Linked DNA regions of Mus musculus: region 1 is linked to region 2. A link is a loop called in an ENCODE intact Hi-C map of the cell type or tissue named here. Cell type or tissue: heart. All regions are shown on one strand.

Region 1 (5,000 bases), 570 kb before region 2:
CGAAGGATAAAAGACTTCAGTAACCAGATAAAGCACAGAGCATGTGCAAAGGGGTTGGGATTACCCAGCAGGAGTTCTGAAGGAATAGCAGCACCAAGGAGAAGCAGAAACACAGAAGCAAAAGGCTGTCCCCTTCAGCTGAAGAGTTGGATGCAGGTCACAAGGTGTGCTGGCAGCAGCGTTGTTGAGCAAGCAAACACATTCAGAGATGCAGAACCCCAAGAGCAAAGAGACACAACCACAAACGTACTCAGAAGGGAGAAGGAGCTGACTGCGTAAAAGAAATAAACTCAGAATGACTTTCTGGTCCCCTTCTAAAATGCGGCTCACAGATACACCCGCACAATGCTTACTGGGGACTCCAAAGAAATGCACTGAAACCACACTAGCTGTCACACTAGCATTGCCCTCTGTGTGACGATAAAATAGAGACAGGGCATCACTGGCATACCCTTTATTAAGAAAAGCTTCTGTAGGTAACTTGAAGATCTCTGCTTAAGCAAGGGTGAAAACAGGCCAGGAAAATGAACTCACACAAAGAGAGGTTATTATGTAAGAAATGTAATGTGGAATGAAGCCAGGTAAAATGTAAAGTCGAGTACAGAATTGACAGCACATAATTATTAAACATTTTGAGAAATGAGAGTCAAATGATTTAAATATGTAGTATTCCCTCTCTTCTGTAACATCACCTGCTACCGATTTCATCACTTACCTATAAAAGAACAGAGAGAGAGACACAGAGAGGGAGAGGCAGACAGACAGACAGACAGACAGACAGACTTTCCAGTTTACAAAGTTTTGATAGAGTATTTGGTTCTAAGTTGTTCTATTTTCTTATTGGTTATTATTACTAACATTCTACAGTGTCCAGTCTACCTTCTTACCTACTAGCCACCACCTATTTGTTTTTAAAATACAAGTCCCAGAATTAAACTTATATATTAATAAAACTGAGAAATGTTCAATGGAGATACAGAAGCAGATTCACAATAATAACGATAATGATGATGATGATGATGATAAACAAGACTGAAAGGATCATTTTTGTAGGGTAGACAATTCCAGAATGGCTCTTCTTCCAAATACCACGTTAAAGTAACAGTAAGGACGGAGGTTGTTGATGATGGATGTTTGTTTAGAGATGGTATCTTGCTATGTAGCCCAGGCTAGCCTTAAGCTTCAGTTCTTCCCTCCTTGGCATCCTGAGTGCTGAGTAATGCTGGTGTACATAACGTACCCAGTACAGCTGAAATACCCAACGAGAAAGAAAGCAGGAGAAGGGCCACTGGCCGGGAAACCAGAAAAGGAAGAAGAGGCTTATTTGCCAGTTAGAAATACATAACACTTCAGTGTTACAATAACCAAAAGAGCCTCACACTGCAGAACCTGCAAAACAGGCTGGTGGACTGAATATGGCCAAGAAACAATTTGACTATAGTTTGTCATGTGAAGGTAAGACATGAAGGCTGAATTTTAAATCCGTAGAACAAAGAAATCATTATCCAGTAACATAATAATAGTATTTGTCTATGGCTTGTTGAAAAGAATTATTTCCTTTAACCCATGCCTTATTTAAAATCTTTTTTCAGAAAAAGAGACCTCAAAAGATAGATAGATATTATAGTTTACTTGATGCCATAAAGTTATTTTCTAATAGTGTAAAGAAAATCTGAGGTCATCCAGTCTATGCAAAATCGCATTGGGAAAGGCTAAACAATGCCCCCCACAGATATGTGCTACCTAACGCCTGGAAAATGAGCCTTACCTTAATACAAATGATGTGAATAAATTAGTACTCTGGATATGGGAAGGTTATTCTAAACAAACTAGGAGAACTCTGCTTGGAATCACAACGATCTTTTGTAAGAGACAGGAAGCAGGCAGAGAAGTCATGGGATTACAGAGGTCAGGATCAGAGGGATGCAGCCAGGCCAGGACAAGTCAGAAGCCATCAAATGTAGGAAAAAGCAAGAACAGAATCCACACACACACCTGACCCCCCCCCCCCCATCCCCCTCAAGCCTCTGGAGGGAGCTTAGCACTGTCCCTGTCAACGCTTGCTTACCACCCAGTGAAACGGACTGAAGACTTCAGATGTCCAAATTACGAGCAGGTGAACATGTCATCTGACGGCATCAAGTTCACGGTATTCAGTCACAGACTATGAAACCCACCGCAGTGAGAACTGCAGGGATTCCAGTAAGTGTTCCCTCTTACTGGGTGCCAGGCACTACTCCAGGATTTACATATCCAAGACATTTAATTTGTACACAAGGGGGCAGTAGGGAGTAGCTGTGGCTAAGGCTACTGTAACCTGGGTTATATTGCTTTCTCAGTTGTCAAGCAGAGGTGTTGTGGCTTGAACAGGGAAATGTGCCTTCCAGAATCATGCTTTGAACACTCACCCCAGTTTCTGGTGCTACTGAGGAAAAGGGGTGGTGCTGAAGAGCCTTAGGTCCTAAAGTTTAGGAGGTAAGTCCTAGCTGGCTGAAGTAGGCCACTAGAGAGGGGACTCTGAGGGTGTGGTCCCTAGTTCTGGCCACTCTGTTTCCTTGTCTGCCATAATGGGTCTCTGCCACACACCCCCGCTGCCATGAATCCCACCATGCCTTCTCTGCTGTGATGGACTGTACCCTTCCAAACCATAAGCAAAACAAAACAAAACCTTTCATCTAATAAGTTGTTTCTGTCAGAAATTTTGTTAATAAATAATAATAAATAAAATCAGCTAATATGAGACATAATGGTGACACCTACCTCCTGGCGCTGTGGAGAATAAACTGAGGCTAGCTATATAACATGCCTGATTATAGGTTCTCAAGTGAAAAGCAATAACTAGAAAGCCCTTGAATATTCAGCACTCTGGTCTGCCTTCTAGAACTTTCTCTTACCAATTCTCCTTCTTCTCTCTTGATACAAACAAGATTTGAGTCACTCCTAATCACCAAAATATTCCTCAACTATTCGAGAATGCTGATCAAGTCCTCGGGAATGTGAGCTGGTCCAGGCTGAGATGCCTCTGGTCATCATCTTTGGCTCACCTGCATTTCTCCGTACATTCACCAGCTCCCTGGAACACAGACTCCTACATTCTAGATGTGACCACCATGCTTCTACTAAGCATATATACACAAACTACAGCCCTTGGGACAGCCTGATTTGGACAATTCACATGATAAGTGTGCATTTGACATTATGGAAGGATCATAAAAGTATAAACACAGGGGAAAATTGTGACAAATACCGTATGTGACTGGTCAAAACTAAATGTTTGCTGTTTTGTTCTTTGTTCTGGGAAAGCTAGCTATCTCATTCTAGAGACTTCTATATTTCTCTCAGTACAATACACAGTTGCTCAGGTTTTTCTGGGAGTAAGACTACATTGATGTGCATGCTGGCTTTATTTCAAGCCTGCTAAAGTTCCATCAGCATACATTCTTCTCCTCCCATCTTAGTAGTAACTCAGCTATTCACCACCTAAGACTACATTTCTCAGCATTCCTTGTAGGTGTGTCCTGGGGACAGGCTTTAGCTCTGAGTTGCAAGCTCATGTACACTGAGTAGTTTTCTGATCAGTCCTTGAAGGGAAAGATCACACTCTCCCTCCAATTCTCTTTCCTGTTCTCTGGAATGCAGGCTTGGACTTCATGTGGATGAGACTGACTAAGCAGGAAGACAAAGGACCCTGGGTCTGTGGTGCTAACATTCTATACAGTCTTGGTTATCCTCAGTCTCGAAGAAGGAAAGTAATCTTTAGTTTATAAAGTTCTTTCAAGTCCTTGGGACAACAATTGAATCTGGGGATGAAAGCAATACAATTATATTGCTCTTTATATCTGTCTATCTATCTATTGATTGATCAATCTGTTTGGTTTTCTATCTATCTATCTATCTATCTATCTATCTATCTATCTATCTATCTATCTGTAATTACTGCTACTGAGTCACACTCTTTCCTGGTCTACACTCACACCATAACCTTACATTTACTTATCCCACTTACACATTATATTGTAAGAATAAACCCATCATTTTGCCCTGACAACTGGGACCTAATTCTGTTGCCCTAAGTGCGTACTATCCTTTCTAGTTTCATAACGTTCTTCAAAGGGCAGTTCAGTTGCCAGGCTCACTAACCCACTCAGCAGAACAGCTGATTAAGATTGAGTACAATGCAGTGAGGAGGACTGCTGTGTCAGTGTGTGCAGGAAGGAAGTGACAAGTCAAAACCAAGAGGCAAGTGGAGGAGGAGGAGGAGGAGGAGGAGGAGGAGGAGGAGGAGGAGGAGGAGGAGGAGGAGGAGGAGGAGAATGGAGAGGAGGAGGGAGAGGAGGAGGGAGAGGAAGAGGAGGGAGAGGAAGAGGAGGGAGAGGAAGAAGAAGAGCAAACTTTCTATGATCCAGTCTTCACACTGACAGCCTCCTCATTGCTAGCTCATTTATTAAATATTTTGACCATTCAATTGCTTTAGATTGAGTATAGGTTTAGGTTTTGAGGGTAGGCATGTACATATGTGTACATGACATGCATTTGTACAAGTGTGTGTGCACACATGTGTGTGAAGGCCAAAGGACAACTTTGGGTGTCATTGATCAGATGCTGGTACCTGTTTTATGGTCTAGAACTCATTGAGTAGGCTAAGCCTGATTGCCCTAGGGACCCCCTCCCCAGTCTCCTTCTCCCTAGCTCACTGCAATCAAAAGCATCATCAGGACTGTCTTAGTTGGGGTTTCACTGCTGTGAAGAAAAACTATAACTGAGGCAACTCTTATAAGGAACAACATTTAGTTGGAGGTAGTTTACAGTCTCAGAGGTCCAGCCCATTAACATCATGAAGCACTGCAGTGTGCAGGTAGACAAGGTGCTGTAAACAAATGGAGCTGAGAGTTCTGCATCTTGGTCATACTACAGCCAGACTGTCTCTGGCCAGACTTAAGCGTATATGTGAGATCTCAAAGTCCACTTCCTCTAACAAGGCCACACCTCCTCCAACAAGG
Region 2 (5,000 bases):
GTGGGCAGGCATGCCACCCACTGCTGCCTCACCTTCCCGCGTCAGTCGGCTCACATCCAAGGACTCCTTGGTCTTCTCCTCCACGAGGGTCTCGATCTCCTTCATAAGGTTGCCAATCTCCTGGGAGATGCGGACTGCGGTTTCGCGTTCCGACCTGTGAGCATGACAGCACTGACTGCTGGGGTCAGCCCTGGTTCCTACCCCAGTGTCCCTACTCCCAACCCCTGGCTGGGCTCCCATCTGCCTGGGTGCAGGAAGCCTGAAGTGCTTCGTGAGCCCGACCCAACCATGGGATTTCTCACTTCTGTTTCTCCTGCAGTCTCTTGGGAATCACCTCTTCTGGAGTCCATGAGTCCTAAGGCAGGTCAGGAAACAAGCAAGAGAGTTGATCTTTCAGGTTATCTGTGTGTGACCTGCCTCACTGCCTGAGATGAGGTGGGCTCTTGGGACCATTACTTTTAATGGCTCAGGACCGCCTTTCACTGTCCACTTTGTCTCCCGTCCTCAGGGCCCACGCACCCATGCTTGGCTCGGCCTTGGACAGCGGCTCCCCCAGAGTTCTGCAGCGTGTACTCCCTCAGTGCCCAGTGTCCCCCTCTCCCCCTCCCTGCAGCTCCTGCTCTGGCTCACCGGATCCACAAAGGGAATTCCAAAAATGTCATAAGCGAAGAAAAGCAGTTCTTTCTCCAACAGGCTTCGACGTCGGTATTCCTCGGCATTCTGAGGAAACAAAGAGTCTCCTAGAACTTAGCCCTTACCCTTCAGCCCTAGGGTGGCCCTCCCTGGCATTGTGCATTGCTCTACGGGACTGAGGTGCCTTCTCCCAGTCACAGGTGATGTGTTGCCCAGTTTGGCCAAAGGTCTCCCCTCTATGCTCAAGAGGACTCCCGAGGGCAGCGTAATTCAGCCACACTGAAGGAGAGGAGGCCCCAGTGATCTCTGAAATGGAAGAACTGATGATCCTGAAAATGGAAAGACTTCATTTCTGCCTTTGAAGTCCTTGACATTGAACCCAGGGCTTTAGGCATACCAGGCAAGGCTCTCTACCAACTGAATTGTGTCTTTTTTTTTTTTTTTTTGAGACAGAGTTTCTCTCTGCAGTCCTGGCTATCCTGGAACTCACTCTGTAGACCAGGCTGTGAATTGTGTCTTGAGCCCTCTTTTCTTCTTGTTATATTTTATTTATTTACTTGGTGTGTTGTGGAGCGTGTGGCCTCCACTGTGCATGTGTGGAGGGCAGGGGACGACTTTGTGGAGTCTGTTATTTACATCCATCCTTTTGTGGGTTCTGTAGGTTGAACTCAGGTTACAAGCTTATGTGGCAAATACCTTTTTTTTTTTTAGAAGATCTTTTGTCAACCATTCTTTTAAGATTTATTTATTGATTTTATGTATATGAGTATACTATAGCTATCTTCAGACACACCAGAAGAGGGCATCAGATCTCATTATGGGTGGTTGTGAGCCACCATGTGGTTGCTGGGATTTGAACTCAGGACCTCTGGTAGAGCAGTCAGTGCTCTTAACCACTGAGCCATCTCTCCAGCCCGGCAAATACCTTTTTTAAAATTAGATTTTTTTATTCTATTTATTCTCTGTGTGTTTGTGTGTATGCGTGCGTGCGTGTGTGTGTGTGGGGGGGGGGGCGGCACTGTGACATAGGTGAGGAGGTCAGAGGACAATTTGTCAGTTTCCTCCTTGTACTGTGAGGGGCCAGAGCTCAAACTCAGGTCACCAGGCTCAGCAGCAAATGCCTTTACCCACTGAGCCATCTGCCATTTTAATTTTGAGACCAGGTCTCACTGCATAACCTTGAACTTGTGATTCTTCTGCCTCTGTTCCCTGAGTGGAAGCTCATGGGCGGAGACTGAACTTCATCTTAAAGACCCTTAGGAGCAGTAGGATTGAGAGCGATCCTATCTGGGTTTTGGGGTCCCCAAGCCCATGTTCTTTCTATTTGGCCACCTGCCACCCCTCAGAATGGCTGGGCTCGATCCGTCCCTGAAGGCGGGCAGCTATAGAATAGCTAAGCTTGGCACTCTGGCATTGCATGTGTATTCAGGGGTGGGGCTTACCCAGAGCTGGGAAACTGAGTCCCTTCCAGGGTCACATCTTTTCCCTGGGTCCCCTACTAGGATCCAAGCAGCAGAAGGAAGAGAGAAAAAGACAGTGCTAAAGTGGAGGCAGTTCAAGGAGGAACACATTAAAGGAGTCCACCCCGTCGGCTACCACAGTCACCCATGAGGAAGGAGTTTAACTGATCGGCTTCCTGCTCCAAATGCCAGAAACCAAGCCACACGTGCTATCCAGCGGGGTGAGCGGTCTGGCCGGGGGCGCAAACCAGTATTAGCTACTCTCGCCTGGGGGAGAGTTCTTCCTGGGGGAGAGTTCTAGGTAAATGTGCTCACACGAGTACATTCCTTCCCTTCTGAGAGACTCTTAATAGGATCCCAGGGAAGGGAAAAAGTATCAACCCAGCAAGACAAAGACTGGAAGGGCCTTCTTAAAGCTAGATGGCCGCCATCTAGTGGACAAGAAGGATAACTACAAGAACGCCAGTCTCAGCTGGGAGGGGCTGACAGTGGGATTATTTTCTTTAGAGACTCAATTCCAGAGCTGTGTGGGAGGAACTGTGGCTTGGCCCTCAGAGTTGAAGTCTGTACCTAAGTTTTCTCCTCATTCTAGAGATGTGGATAATGCTGAGTAATTGAAGAAAGCAGACAATGACAAGGAGAAATGCACTCTGGGACTAAAACAGAAACAGAAAGCCGTGTGAGCAAAACAGACCCATTATGAAGGAAAGAACACTGCCTTTGGGCAAATGGCATCCAGCGTCTAGCTTGGGTGTCAATCAGGGCAGAGAAATCTGTGTGCCAATCCAAAGAATGTACATCGAACTCTAGAGGATTTGGCTCTGCCATGTTCTACAAACTCCTGGTACTCCTTCCCACCCTGAGTGACAAGCTGAGTCCAAGACCGGCCCCACCCCACCCCACCCCATGAGCACTCATCTTCCTTCTGATTGGGTTCAGCCAGAAGCCAGTCTCTCACCTCCCTGGGGCTGATGGAGCTGGCCTCTTCTTCTCCAAGCATGGCTGTGTAATAAGCCAGATTCTGGTGCATCACCTCATCATTGGGAAAGAAGAGGAGGTAGGTCTTGGCACATTCAATAGCTTGTGTATAGTTCCCAACTGCAAAGGAAGAAAAGCAAACGGCCGTGAGGGAAGGGTATAATCCCAGACACCAGCAGCCACTTAGCATCTGGTTTCAGAGAAGCCTTGAGGCCACAATGACAGGACAAAGTAGTATTTTCCACACAACTTTCTAGAAGAGGAAGATTAGAATAGCTGGGAGCCTCCTAGACAGAAGGACCTCTTTAACTCGACGCGGACACACACCATGTACTCTTGGATGTGCTATTCTGGCTGGGACCCAGTAGGTACCCAGTAAACAACTGCTGATTTGCTGAGGGTTTGTTTTTCTGGATATTTTTCGTCCCTTTACCCCTGGAGGAAGACTGGGCCTGCCCTGTGAGCTAGTGTCAACAGTAGTACATCCTAACTGTGCTATTCATTCTTATTCACATGCAAATTTAGATTATAAATGAACAAAAAGGGACAAAAGAAAGAGGTCCTAGACTCCCCTGTTCCTCCCTTCTGGGCAGTAGAAATTGGCTACCTGGGCCACAGGCTTGTGACAAAACACCCAGGAATCATTGGGCATGTTGCCTCCCACAGACATAGCTGCTAGACATGCTGAAGAAGTGGAGTGGTCACAACCCTGCCTGGCTGGCTACACTTTAGTTGAGGCATCGGAGAGAAGAGAGAAAGCAGGTCTTACTGTTGTAGTAGGCAAACTGTAGGTAATTATAGTGTGAAGGGAGGAAGTCTTCAAAGGGCTTTTCCCTACTTGGGTGGGAAGCCAGCTCCGTGACACAGTTCTGCTTACAGTTGAGGACCTGGACGTAATGATCTGAAAGGAATCAGAGATGAGGAACAGCGAGGTCTTTTGTTTGTTTGGTTTTGTTTTCTGAGACAGGGTTTCTCTGTGTAGCTTGGCTGTCCTGGAACTCACTCTGTAGACCAGGCTGGCCTCAAACTCATAGTTCCGCCTGCCTCTGCCTCCTGAGTGCTGGGATTAAAGGTGTGTGCCACCACTGCCTGGCTAATACAGTCATATTTGGGATTCAAATTCTGGCTAACATAGGAAAGTTGAAGTGGAAAGTGATCTCTGTGTGGAGGATATGTGCATGCATTTGTGTATGTGTGTGCAAGTATGTGGCATGTGTGAACACGTGTGTATAGGAGTATAGGAGCCAGATGATGTCAGCATCTTTTTCCATCACTCTTCATTATGTTTCTGAGATAGGCTCTGTAACCTCAAGCTCACCCATATGATGAGACAAGCTCTAGCAAGGGGATTACAGGTGAGTGCCACCATGCTCAGCTTTTATGGCCAGGACCCTGGGTGTCAGGATTTGAACCCAGGTCCTTTTGCTTGTGCAGCAAGCACCTTACCCACTGAACCATCTCCCCAGCCCCTGAAAAGGTAATTTTTAGTTAGAGTTCTAGACTTAAAAAATTTGAAGAGCTGGAGAGATGGCTCAGTGGTTAAGAGCACTGACTGCTCTTCCAGAAGTCCTGAGTTCAATTCCCAGCAACCACATGGTGGCTCACAACCATTTGTAATGGGATCCAATGCCCTCTTCTGGTGTGTCCGAAGATGGCTTCAGTGTATTCATATACATAAAATAAACAAATGTTTAAGAAAAATTGGGGGATGAGGTTGCAAGGTATTTGTGTGCATTGTCAGGACTTTGACCTTAAAGTCCTCTGAGGCTTGGTCAGGCCACACCCTGAATGGCACCCACCTGTGATGGCCTGGAAGAGGTCAGCGCTGTAGTCTAGGTAGTTGTAGCCGTCGTAGTCATAGGGCCCTTCGCAGAGGGCACGGCATTCCTCATCGGCCACAAAGTACTCTTGCAGTGCCGCCTCCAGGTG

The links. A loop is a pair of places that touch in the nucleus more often than their neighbours do. Peaks named below come from ENCODE experiments on the same cell type or tissue, not always from the same donor. Only the 100,000 strongest peaks of a DNase experiment are listed, where the experiment ranks them.
Region 1: it touches region 2 in a loop (2.4-fold over the local background); 3 of 42 quality-filtered maps call a loop at or near these places.

The regions. Positions count from the first base shown.
Region 1 is chr4:119,806,724-119,811,723 of GRCm38, reverse strand. It overlaps a transcript of Hivep3 not described here. Among named protein-coding and RNA genes, the nearest start is that of Hivep3, 5.5 kb to the left of the region's middle. In heart, a CTCF peak has its summit at 2,275 (motif pointing right); no DNase peak of the experiment used is centred here.
Region 2 is chr4:119,236,837-119,241,836 of GRCm38, reverse strand. It overlaps P3h1 (prolyl 3-hydroxylase 1), which reads right to left. Exons shown (of 15, transcript NM_019783.2): 3 at 4,871-5,000; 4 at 3,841-3,972; 5 at 3,052-3,191; 6 at 631-720; 7 at 303-355; 8 at 33-154. Among named protein-coding and RNA genes, the nearest start is that of P3h1, 6.4 kb to the right of the region's middle. In heart, a CTCF peak has its summit at 2,537 (motif pointing left); DNase peaks (open chromatin) are centred at 2,316 and 2,356; H3K27ac peaks cover 809 bases.